Regions from separate parts of the Homo sapiens genome. Here region 1 is linked to region 2. A link is a loop called in an ENCODE intact Hi-C map of the cell type or tissue named here. Cell type or tissue: GM12878. All regions are shown on one strand. Links, peaks and the distances in the headings refer to the core of each region. The heading gives the core; the rest is flanking DNA.

What was found. A loop is a pair of places that touch in the nucleus more often than their neighbours do. Peaks named below come from ENCODE experiments on the same cell type or tissue, not always from the same donor. Only the 100,000 strongest peaks of a DNase experiment are listed, where the experiment ranks them.
Region 1: a loop joins it to region 2, with 5 times the contacts of the local background. A loop is called at or near these places in 19 of 110 quality-filtered maps.

What each region holds. Positions count from the first base shown.
Region 1 is chr10:95,361,223-95,366,605 of GRCh38, forward strand. All of the region lies in intron 22 of SORBS1 (sorbin and SH3 domain containing 1), which reads right to left. Among named protein-coding and RNA genes, the nearest start is that of PDLIM1, 73 kb to the left of the region's middle. In GM12878, for the core only: a CTCF peak has its summit at 2,271 (motif pointing left); a DNase peak (open chromatin) is centred at 2,249.
Region 2 is chr10:95,281,616-95,286,998 of GRCh38, forward strand. All of the region lies in intron 1 of PDLIM1 (PDZ and LIM domain 1), which reads right to left. Among named protein-coding and RNA genes, the nearest start is that of PDLIM1, 6.7 kb to the right of the region's middle. In GM12878, for the core only: a CTCF peak has its summit at 3,415 (motif pointing right); no DNase peak of the experiment used is centred there; H3K4me3 peaks cover 3,200 bases; H3K27ac peaks cover 824 bases.

The DNA.
Region 1 (5,383 bases), core at 254-5,253, 80 kb after region 2:
AGTCAGATCTCACCCCACCCCAACCCCTCAGCCACCTCACTCTCTGGCCTTATTCCACCCATTATCACCGTTTTTTCCTGCTTCCTACCAGAATGATAAACTAGCACTCAGGAAATCTCTCAGAATGGATTTGCCAAGCCAATTGTTTTTTTTCTGATACCAAAGCTAACAAAACATGCTTTTTCCAGATGGGTAACATTTTGAAACTGAGGCACTCCTTGTTTAAAAACAATACCCAAGAGCTCTACAACAATGCTGTGTCGCCCAGGCTGGAGTGCAGTGGAGTGATCTCAGCTCACTGCAACCTCCGCCTCCCACGTTCAAGTGATTCTCCTGCCTCAGCCTCCCAAGTAGCTGGGACTACAGGTGCCTGCCACCAAGCCTGGCTAATTTTTTTTTTTTTTTTGTAGTTTTAGTAGAGACAGGGTTTCATTATGTTGGCCAGGCTGGTCTTGAGCTCCTGACCTCATGATCCTCCCGCCTTGGCCTCCCAAAGTGCTGGGATTACAGGCATGAGCCACCATGCCCAGCCACAACAGTGTTTTTAAGTGTATCATATCCATCAGATCTTCTAATGTTGAAGAGAGACCATTTGTTTCACTGTACAAAAGGGGAAACTGAAGACCAGAATGTCAAAGGCATTTGCCCAAGGTCACAGAGTACTTGCTCTGTCCAAGTGTACCAGAGAGGATGAGAGAAGCAGCCTTATCCCCTCAGCTGGTTGAGAAAGGTCCAATCAGGAATAGCAGCTGAGTACTTAACAAAACAAGTTAAGTTCAGAAGCTCAGCTCTGAGCAGCCTTGATTAACCCAGATTTTGGTTCAGGAAGAGCAAGCAAGAAGAGCTAGCACAGAGAATTCAGCCTCTGGCTAAGATGCAGAGCTGGCTGCTGAGTTTCAAGGGGATTCAACAAAAACACACTCACTGGAAGAGTAAAGTGAGAGAACAGAGCAATCATCCTAGGGCCAACTGTTTCCAATTGTGCTAACGGGCAGGTTCCGGAGGCAGTGGACAGAGTCCTGGAGACTGGGATTCCCACCTGACTCCAACAAGGAATGTGGATCAGTAGAGGCAAACCCACTCTTGTTTAAAAACTTGCGAACAGTCTGTTTCTCTTGGCCTCAATTTCTTTCACTTGCAAAACTAATAGGCATGGGGAGATTGTACAAGAAACCCACCTGCAAATCTGTTATGTACACAGACCCTTCTTTTGAGCTCCAGACACATACATTCAACCGCCTTCTAGACATCCACCTGAATGTTTCTCAGGCATCTTAAACTCAACGTGTCCCAAACCATCTTCCATCACACAACCCAGAAAGCTCAGGAAATCGGTCCCCTTCTCTCTCTCTCCTTGCTCCTTAAGCCTAATCAGTCACCAAGTCCTGCTTCTTCCCTATCTTTGACACAGCTCACATTAATCCCTTTACTCTCCACCTCCCGCCTTATCATTGCTCACCTACAACTGTACAACAAACACGCATTGCTCCCCCAGTCTCCAGCCCTGATGCCCTCCAGTCATCTCTGTCTAGAAAAGATCTCATCATGTCATTCTACTGCTCATTTATTCGGTCAACAAATATTTACTGAGCATCTATTAAGTGTCAATCGCTCTCCTAGGTGAAGATTCAACAGGCAACAGAACGGACAAAAAGTTCCAGCCTCATAAAGCTTACATTCACCATTCAAAATAATTTAGTTATTTCAAGAAGAAGAAGAAGAAAAAAAACCTAACTGTTGTTAACTGTGGCTTTGCAGGAAGGAGTCTAGATAATCCTCTAGAAGTTTCATTTTATAGCCTTTTGTACTGCATGAAAAAAATTATATCTATACTGATATTGTTATTCACATTTTATTTGCACCTCCTCCATAAAGCTTAACCTTTCTTCCTCCACAAAACAATAGGTGCTCACTCCTCCCTCCTGGGCCCCATCATTGCATTTACCCCACTGGACTCTGGTTATTTACAAATCTGTCTCCCCTATTACACCTGGAACCCCTTGAGGGCAGAAAGTTTATCTTCTTAATCCTTGCATATCTGGTGCCTTGCATGGTTGTTCAATAAATATTAATGGAATAAATGATTCTATAAAATTAAATGCCTACATGCATACAGATTTCTGACACATTTGTAAAGTCCCGGAGGACCTCTACTGTTTCATATAGTTCTTCAGGTTATGATCTGTGTTTTGTTCTCAAATCAGATTAAGGGGAAAAAGCGTTTGCTAGTCTACCATCACCATATAGGGAAGAACAGCTTGTTCTTGAGTGCCACCTGCTGGTCAAATAGAGTAAAGCTCTTTGGTTAGGCAAAGAAGGTTAATCAATGCTGAAATACATTGAAATGAAAGTAATGAGTAGTTACCACTACTGATTTATAGATCTGAAATGCTAGGAAAATAAAGTACAAAACTGGACACACACTGTGATGTTAATTATAAAAAATATATATATTGAAGGCAAGGACTTGTAGTTGTATTGGATATTGGGACTATGGGTGAATTCCTCTCTGTTCCCAGTTCTTTTAATATTATCATATGTAATCAGTGTTAGTTAATAAAATTATCAATTGAAGTCTGTCCAATTTATTAAAGTGGACTTAAAACAACACCATCACTTCTCCAGTTGCCACAAAACTGTGAACCTGGGCCACCTGTGACTCCTCCTCCTTCATTCTTTGGGTTAAGGTCAAGTCCTGCCAATGTTTCTGCCTACACATCATTCCTGTCCAACCAGTGAAAGGCACTAGGTTCAACTTACAAGCTGCCTGCCTCAGTGCTAACCAAGTTGGATTTCAGTTGATTAAGATTTACAGATCCATCCATTCATTGAGCAAACATTTACTGTATGCTTTCCTTTGTGTCAGGCACCCCATTTAGGCTGGTTCCTCACCAATTCCAGATATGAAAAAATCTTATTCATTTGGATAAACTGGGGGAAAACCAAGCCCGATTACTGAAAAATCCCCAAATGGTAGACTAGCAGGAGGAAAAAACTCATTTATTCCTGCCAAGTATTTCATGAGAGCTGAAAAACAGAGGCTTTGAAGACCTATTTTCAGTGATATAAATAAGAATTCTTGGTAAATTAACAGATTGAATATCTTCACGCACATTCACAGTGTCTGAAAACAATTTGCTCTTTTAGTCAGCTTACATTAGTACCCTCCAATCCTGCTAACCCAATATCATAAATAGTTGCTTAAATTGTGTGTGTGTGGGGGGGGGTGTTTGCTTTTTGTTTTTCTTGAGACAGAGTCTCGCTCTGTCACTCAGACTGGAGTACAGTGGTGCGATCTTGGCTCACTGCAACCTCCGCTTCCCGGGGAAGCAATCCTCCACCTCAGCCTGCTGAGTAGCTGGGACTACAGACGTGCACCACCAAGCCCAGCTAATTTTTAAAGTATTTTTTGTAAAGAGGAAGTTTTGCCATGTTGCCCAGACTGGTCTTGAACTCTGGCCTCAAGTGATCCCCCAACCTTGGCCTCCCAAAGTGTTGGGATTACAGACGTGAGCCACCACGCCAGGTCTAAATTGTTTTTTAATAGCTTGAAAACATTAAACCTTAGTATATCTTCTGCTAACTTATTACAAAATTTTGAATCAGTATGGGGCAGATGAGAGTTTACTGCCAACCCTAGTCCCTTGGCCTAGAGCTTCACCGTTCCTAATCTGGATATGGCTCTGCCCTGAACCTGCTGAGGAACTATGGCATTACACTGCTTTGATGTGCCTATTTCCTCATCTATAAAATGGGGATTAAAAATAATGCCTCATCTTGGAATGTTCAGAGGATTAAATGAGGTAAGGTAGATAAAATACCAAGCACAGGACCTGGCACGTAGTAAATGCCTGATAAATTGTTAAAATGATGTTATTCGATACCTGTGCTCCTTTATCCTGACTGCCTGTGGTAGCATTTGCCACTTGGCCTTTTCATTTACTAACCTTATGTGTGTGTGTGTGTGTGTGTGTGTGTGTGTGTGTGTGTGTGTGTTTTGTCCCAAAACTATTAAGGGACTATATCTACATTCCTATTAGAATACAGAGCTTAGTGCCTTGGATCCAGTAGAGCTAGGGAATTCACTCTGCCAGCTGTCCCATGAAGCCCTTTCCGTCTTGTGCAGTTTAGGGGGATGGAGGTGAGGAGGTAAACGAGGAGAGCAGGCAGCAGGGTTAACACGGGCAGTCAGGACTGCCAAAGTGACAAGCTGAGAATAAAGAGGTGGCCTGGGGGACCAAGGAGAGCTTGCTCGGAGCTGTGGCCTTGAGGACACCCTTTATCTGCAGGTAGCCTAGGGTCATCTGGTGGGCTTCATCTCTGAAGGCACATCCTAGGACCTAGAGGACCTGTGACTTATTGTCATTTTTAGAGCTGAAGGCCCGGCTCAATTGGAAGCTCTTTAAAAGGGAGTGAGCTGCAAAGCCAGAGTAGGAGACACGGGTTGTGATGCTACACCTGAGCCCTGACACCTGTCATATTGGCGACTGAGTCACCAACCCCACAGTGAATGCAAGAGACTTTACACCAGTCCTTCTCCAAGGTGGGAACTGTCCCCTAAGGCAGTCCTTCTCTAGCTGCTGTCTTAATATGTCTTCTTAATTTCTTCTTATGCTCCTGGGTATATTAATCATGAAACACACATATTTATAGAAGAAAAATTAACATGATGGATCTAGCTAGAGCTTTTGATCACTACCCTAAATAGATTAAATTTTTCCATTTTTCCACCAAAATACCCAAATCCCTGCTGACTTTCAAATGAAACTCTTCCTGTAAAGCACATTCTCCAGCAATGTAGGTAGGATATGTCCCAGAGACCACAATATCTGTCAAAAAAAAACCTTATACACTCAGCAACTCTGCTCATTGTGGATTTATCCAACCCTACTAGCATAGGTAATAGGTGTGTCTTCCCCTCATTGTCATATTTCAAAGAACAAGACACAGATGCGATGGTGACAAAATAAGAAAAGCTCCTACCAGAACAAGCTCCTTTCCTAAATTCACTGGGTGCCCCAGGCACTGTGAAGACTGGGGCCTTGCCCTTGAGGAGTTTATAATACACTAGCAATTATAAAAATACAAGAGTATATGTCAGGTATACAGCAACAGAAGTAAGGACCACAGAGGTACTAACGTGAGCCTGGGTACAGGAAGGCTCCACGAGGGCCTATCTATATAAGCTAAAATGTTTGCTATTTATCACATATAGAACAGGAGGTGAGGGTAGCACTGAACATTTTCAGCTGGGATAACAGCTTCACAGCAAAGTGCTGAGAAAGGCAATCTGCTATAGGATTCAGGATGGTTTGGCAGGGGAAGAGGCTGGTGGCACCCCACAAAGGAGTGGGGTATGCATGCATCATCCAGAGTCCTAAGA
Region 2 (5,383 bases), core at 316-5,315:
CCCTGAAAATGCTATGCAAATGAAGCATTGCATAAGTAATTTTGTTGTTTTTTTTAAATAGAGATGGGGTCTCACTGTGTTGGCCAAGGTGGTCTTGAACTCCTGGCCTCAAGCAATCCTCACACCTCGGCCTTCCAAAGTGCTAGTTTCACAGGCATGAGCCACTGCGTCCAACCAGTAGAAGTATAATAACTCCAAACAAGATATCTAAATAACTCGACGTGGGTCCTATTTTCCCTTGGCCAGAAAACTCACAGCTAAATGTAGTGTGCAATTACAGAACCAACTGATTTAAAGTTCCTGGCACTTCTCTCTCTTTCCTCTTCCATGTTCCAATTTTTTGTTAAATCTTATATGTGTTCTTGTGTTTTAAATATTGTAAATGTGTAACTAAGTGAAAGACAAGCCTAAGACAAGCCTGCAAGTAAGTGAAAGAGACAGCCTAAATAACGATAGTAATAATTATATACAACTGGGATAAAGAAATGTGAGATTCAAGTTCAATCGCAATGCTACATGCCTTTAAGCATAATCTCCGCTGATTTAACAGTTGTGTCAAGGTATTTGGGTACAAATTTAACAGATTCTAAACTGGGGATAAAGCAGGACCCAGCTCTGTAGGATGCCATTTACATGTGGAATTTGAACTCTCTTTAGTCAGAATCTTCTGACTCAGTATGTTTGTGAGCCGAGGCTGTGGCACAGACTTCACAGCCATATTATGGCTGCAGAAGCTGTATGCATTTACACAGGGTGACCTGAAAACATAACACTGTTTTAAAATGTTCTTGGTTAGTCTATAACCATTTTCTCAGGGAAATGAGGCAATAAAATAGGGTAGATGCTTGTAGATAAGTTGCACCTTAATCCAGCTTCACACTATGCATGGTGCAAAAAGAAGTTATTAGTGCTAAGGGGTGACAGTTCAAAGAGACGTGCTGCTCTCTCAGTCTGAAAGACCGACCACCATTTCTCAGACAGGAATATAATAAAACAGGTAGCCAAATAGAATACTCTGACTAAATTCTTAAGAAGTCATCGAGGCCAGGCGTGGTGGCTCATGCCGGTAATCCCAGCACTTTGGGAGGCCGAGATGGGCGGATCACTTGAAGTCAGGAGTTCAAGGCCAGCCTGTTCACCAACATGGTGAAACCCCATCTCTACTAAAAATACAAAAAATTAGCCAGGTGTGATGGCGCACGCTTGTAATCTCAGCTACTTGGGAGGCTGAGGTGGGAGGATCACTTGAACCCAGGAGATGGAGGTTGCAATGAGCCGAGATCATGCCACTGCACTCCAGCCCAGGCGACAGAGCGAGACTCCGTCAAGAAGTCGTCGAGTTCCTCAAAAGTTTCCAAACAAGCTCCTATGAACCCTACGTGCTTTTAAATAGCTCCAACAGCTACCACCCATAACCCAAAGCCTAAACACTCACTAAACCTTGAGGGAATTACTCTCTCTGACTCAGTATCTTCATTTATCAAATGAAATTTATAATGCATCAACCTCATCAGGTTGCTGGAAGGCTTAAATGAGACTGCATTTGTAAAGAGTTCAGAACAATGCCTGGCACGTAATAAACACTCAATATATAGTAGCTACCATTAATATTTTTAATATTTAATAGTTTAATAGTACCACTAGGCTCTCTCTATATATCATCTTAATCCTCACCACAACCTTTGAAGACAAGCGCTATTATTCCCACATTGCAAATGAGGACACTGAATTTTCAGGGGTTAACCTGTCCAAGAACATACAAGCTAGTAAATGGACAAGATAAGGTTTGAACTAGATCTAGCAGATATCAAAAATGTATTTTTCCCTTGACATTAAGATGTCTTTAATTCTTGATTTGTTACAGTAAAAATAAGGCAGAAAGCACAAAGCAATGAAGTCCCAATAGTTCACTGAGATATAGTAATTTGGTTTTAGAAATGCTACGTGTGCGGAAAAAGTCTGGAAAGGTTTGCAGCCAGCTGTTCACTGTGTTTACCTCTGTAAAGTAAGACTGGGGAAGCCTTTTACCTTATGCTTTCTGTAGGTTTATATTGTCCGATCTTTTAAACAATTACGCGGGCTTCTATGTAACCTTTACTGAAGGATGACATGTATACAGCACAAATGGTAACGATACAGCTGATTGAATTCTCACATACAGAGCACACCCAAGGAAACAGCATGGGATAAAGAAGAGGACATTACCTGAACTGCTAAACCTCCCTGTGCCCGCCTTCCGTCACTGACCTTCCGGCAAAGGTCTGCCATGATCCTGACTGCTAACACTGTAGATTAATTCTGTCTAATTTTATGTAACTGGAATCACACAGTATTTACTCTTCACTCTTAGGTATGGCCTTTTTCTCTGTGTGTGTGTGTGTGTGTGTGTGTGTGTGTGTGTCTCCTTCATGTCACTGTGCATAGTTGTAATTTCTTCACTCTTGTTGCTGTGATGTTTTATACCATATAATTACACCCACTACTTATCTATTCTATTGCTGTTAGACATGTGAATCGTTTCAAATTTGGGGCTATTATGAATAGTGTTGCTTGGAAAATTCTCAAACTTGTCCTTTAGCACTCATGTGGACCCAGTTTCTATTGACTATTTAACTAGGAGAACTGTTGGGTTATATGGTATGGGTATGCTCAGCTTCAGAAGCATAAGTATTTTTTATTATTTTTTTAAAGAAATGGGTGCAAACTATTTGCTGCATCAACCATATTTAATCTATCTGTATGCATTTTTTTTTTCTAGATGGAGTTTCGCTCTTGTTGCCCAGGCTGGAGTGCAGTGGCGTGATTTCAACTCACTGCAACCTCCGCCTCCCAAGTTAGAGCAATTCTCCTGCCTCAGCCTCTTGAGTAGCTGGAACTACAGGTGCCTGCCACTACGCCTGGCTAATTTTTGAATTTTTAGTAGAGACAGGGTTTCACCATGTTGGCCAGGCTGGCCTCAAACTCCTGACCTCAGGTGATTCACCCACCTTGGCCTCCCAAAGTGCTGGGATTACAGACATAAGCCACCAAGCCCAGCCTCTGTATGCATTTTCAATATCTTTATCTAAACTAGGTCCTATCTATGTTCTTATTGTCTTACTTGATACGAATGGTCGTGTCTATAAAAATTAGTCCCTGAGTGTTCAGTAAGGAATCTGGCCTCCTACAAGACCGCTGTGTTCTTCACAAAATCATTTTTAGTATTTATGGCATTTACCAAGGAGACAGTGTATTACACATGGGAAAGTGCACCACAGAACTCAGCCACGGATGAGCAGCCCAATTTGCCCAGGATGTGGCTAACAAGAGTATCAATAATCACACAGGGTGCTAACAGCCATACAGGAATTACCTTTTTTGTCTTAGGTTTCATGGGTATATTCGGTTTTGGACTTAGCTTGGCTACCGCAAGGTGGAACTGTTCACTGCCTGGTCATCTTCATCTACCACAAGAACCATTCCCAAATGCCCTCCTATCCCCCACAAGCAGGTCTTTCTCTAGCCAGTCCTTCCACTCCTCTGCTCTTGTTCTTCACTGTCCAAGTGGGCATGGAACCTCATAACTGGACTGTAAATTCTCCCAGGTGGGGCCATGACTTTCAGTTTTTCAGGAGGGACAGGGAAGGGAGGTGCTGCTTTCTGAGGTGCTCTGAGCTGAGGCCACAAGGCAACTGGAGAGCCACCCCAACCAACCTCAGGAGAATGAGAGGCTCCAGGGTGTGGAGCCCAGGAGTGTCTTATCCCTCATGTTGAAGCCTGCACCACCCTTAGCACTTTTCAGAGCTGTGTGCTGGGTTAACACTGTTAGCAATGAAATATTGACAGTTATGGCTTATTAGGAGGCAGAATATAGTGGTTAAAGCTGGCCTGGAAGTGAGTCTGCCTGGCTTCACTTCCCAGCTCTGCAATTGTCTGACTTTGTGTTCTGTGTCCCTCTGTCATGGGTTGTGGGGAATACAGAAGAAGATAATGTAAGTGCATGCTTAGCACAGAGCAGGCACTCAAAAAATGTTAGCTGTTATTAATATATTACTATGACATAGAGATTAAGACTACAGGCTTGGAAGCCGGACTCCCCAGCCAAACTCCAGCTCTACCACTCACTGCTATATGATGCAGGCAGTGTACTTAAGGTCTCCAAGCCTCAGTTCCCTCATCTGTAAAATGGGGATCTTAATCCTACCTCACAAAATACGTGTGAAGATCACTGAATATATTATGGTCTTAGAATGGTGCCTGGCATATTAAAAGTCCTATATATGTTTTAACTATGGTTATTACTGCAAGCAGATCAAATAAATATTTCTCACACAAATCTTTCAAATGTAAATGGATGCTGCTGTGATTAACAGAAGACAAATACATCTGAAACATTCCTGAAATCACAGTGTTTTCTAAATCAACTTATGATTGAAGGTACAACTAATGCCATGAGAGACTAGGACACTCTAACAATAAAAAAGTGGGCTCTTGGCTCATGCCTGTAATCCCAGCACTTTGGGAGGCTAAGGTGGGCAGGTCACTTGAGGCCAGGAGTTTGAGACAAGCCTGGCCAACATGGCGAAACCCCATCTCTACTAAAAATACAAAAATTAGCCACATGTGGTGGCTCATGCCTGTGATCCCAGCTACTCAGGAGGCTGAGGCACAAGAATCGCTTGAACCCAGGGGGTGGAGGTTGCAGTGAGCCGAGATCATGCCACTGAACTCTAGCCTGGGCAACAGAGCGACACCCTGTCTCAAAAAAAAAAAAGTAGCTCTCATATTCAAAGGGTATGAAAACCTCTGGGTTTGCTTGCTTATTATTTTATTTTATCTTTACAGGGAATATTATTTTATTTTATCTTTACAGGGAACTGAACCCAGGAGAAGACATATGATTTTCCCAGGATCACCCACCAAGGTGCTCCGGACTAGAGCTCAGCTTGAGTCCCTGCCCTGGACATTGTACCAGGCCCTCAATTAAAGTCCTGGAAGCTTCCCCCAGGCTTTCCTCTGAGACCTACTGGAAGCGAAATAATCCTTTAAAAGTTAGTTTTCTGACACAACCACTTTTGCTCCAGTCTCTATCCTATCCTTTACAAGGAAGTTGAGTAGTAAGTCAGCCAGTGAGAAATTATGTAAATTCAACCAAATTACCTAACCTGTGAGCACCTGAGCTTTTCTGTTTGCAAAAGGCAAAGAATGCTAGCTTTCCTCTCCTCTGTGGAGCAAGAGTTAAGGCATGGCCTAAGAATGTGCCAGTCCTATCCTGATCCCAGTACACAGCAATTCCTTGGTGCTTTTCCCAGTCCTGGTCAGCCTAGGAGAATATGACCCAGACGCTTAGATGACACTCTCCTCTCAGTCATCTACCTGGCTGCAATACCCTAAAGCCACTGTT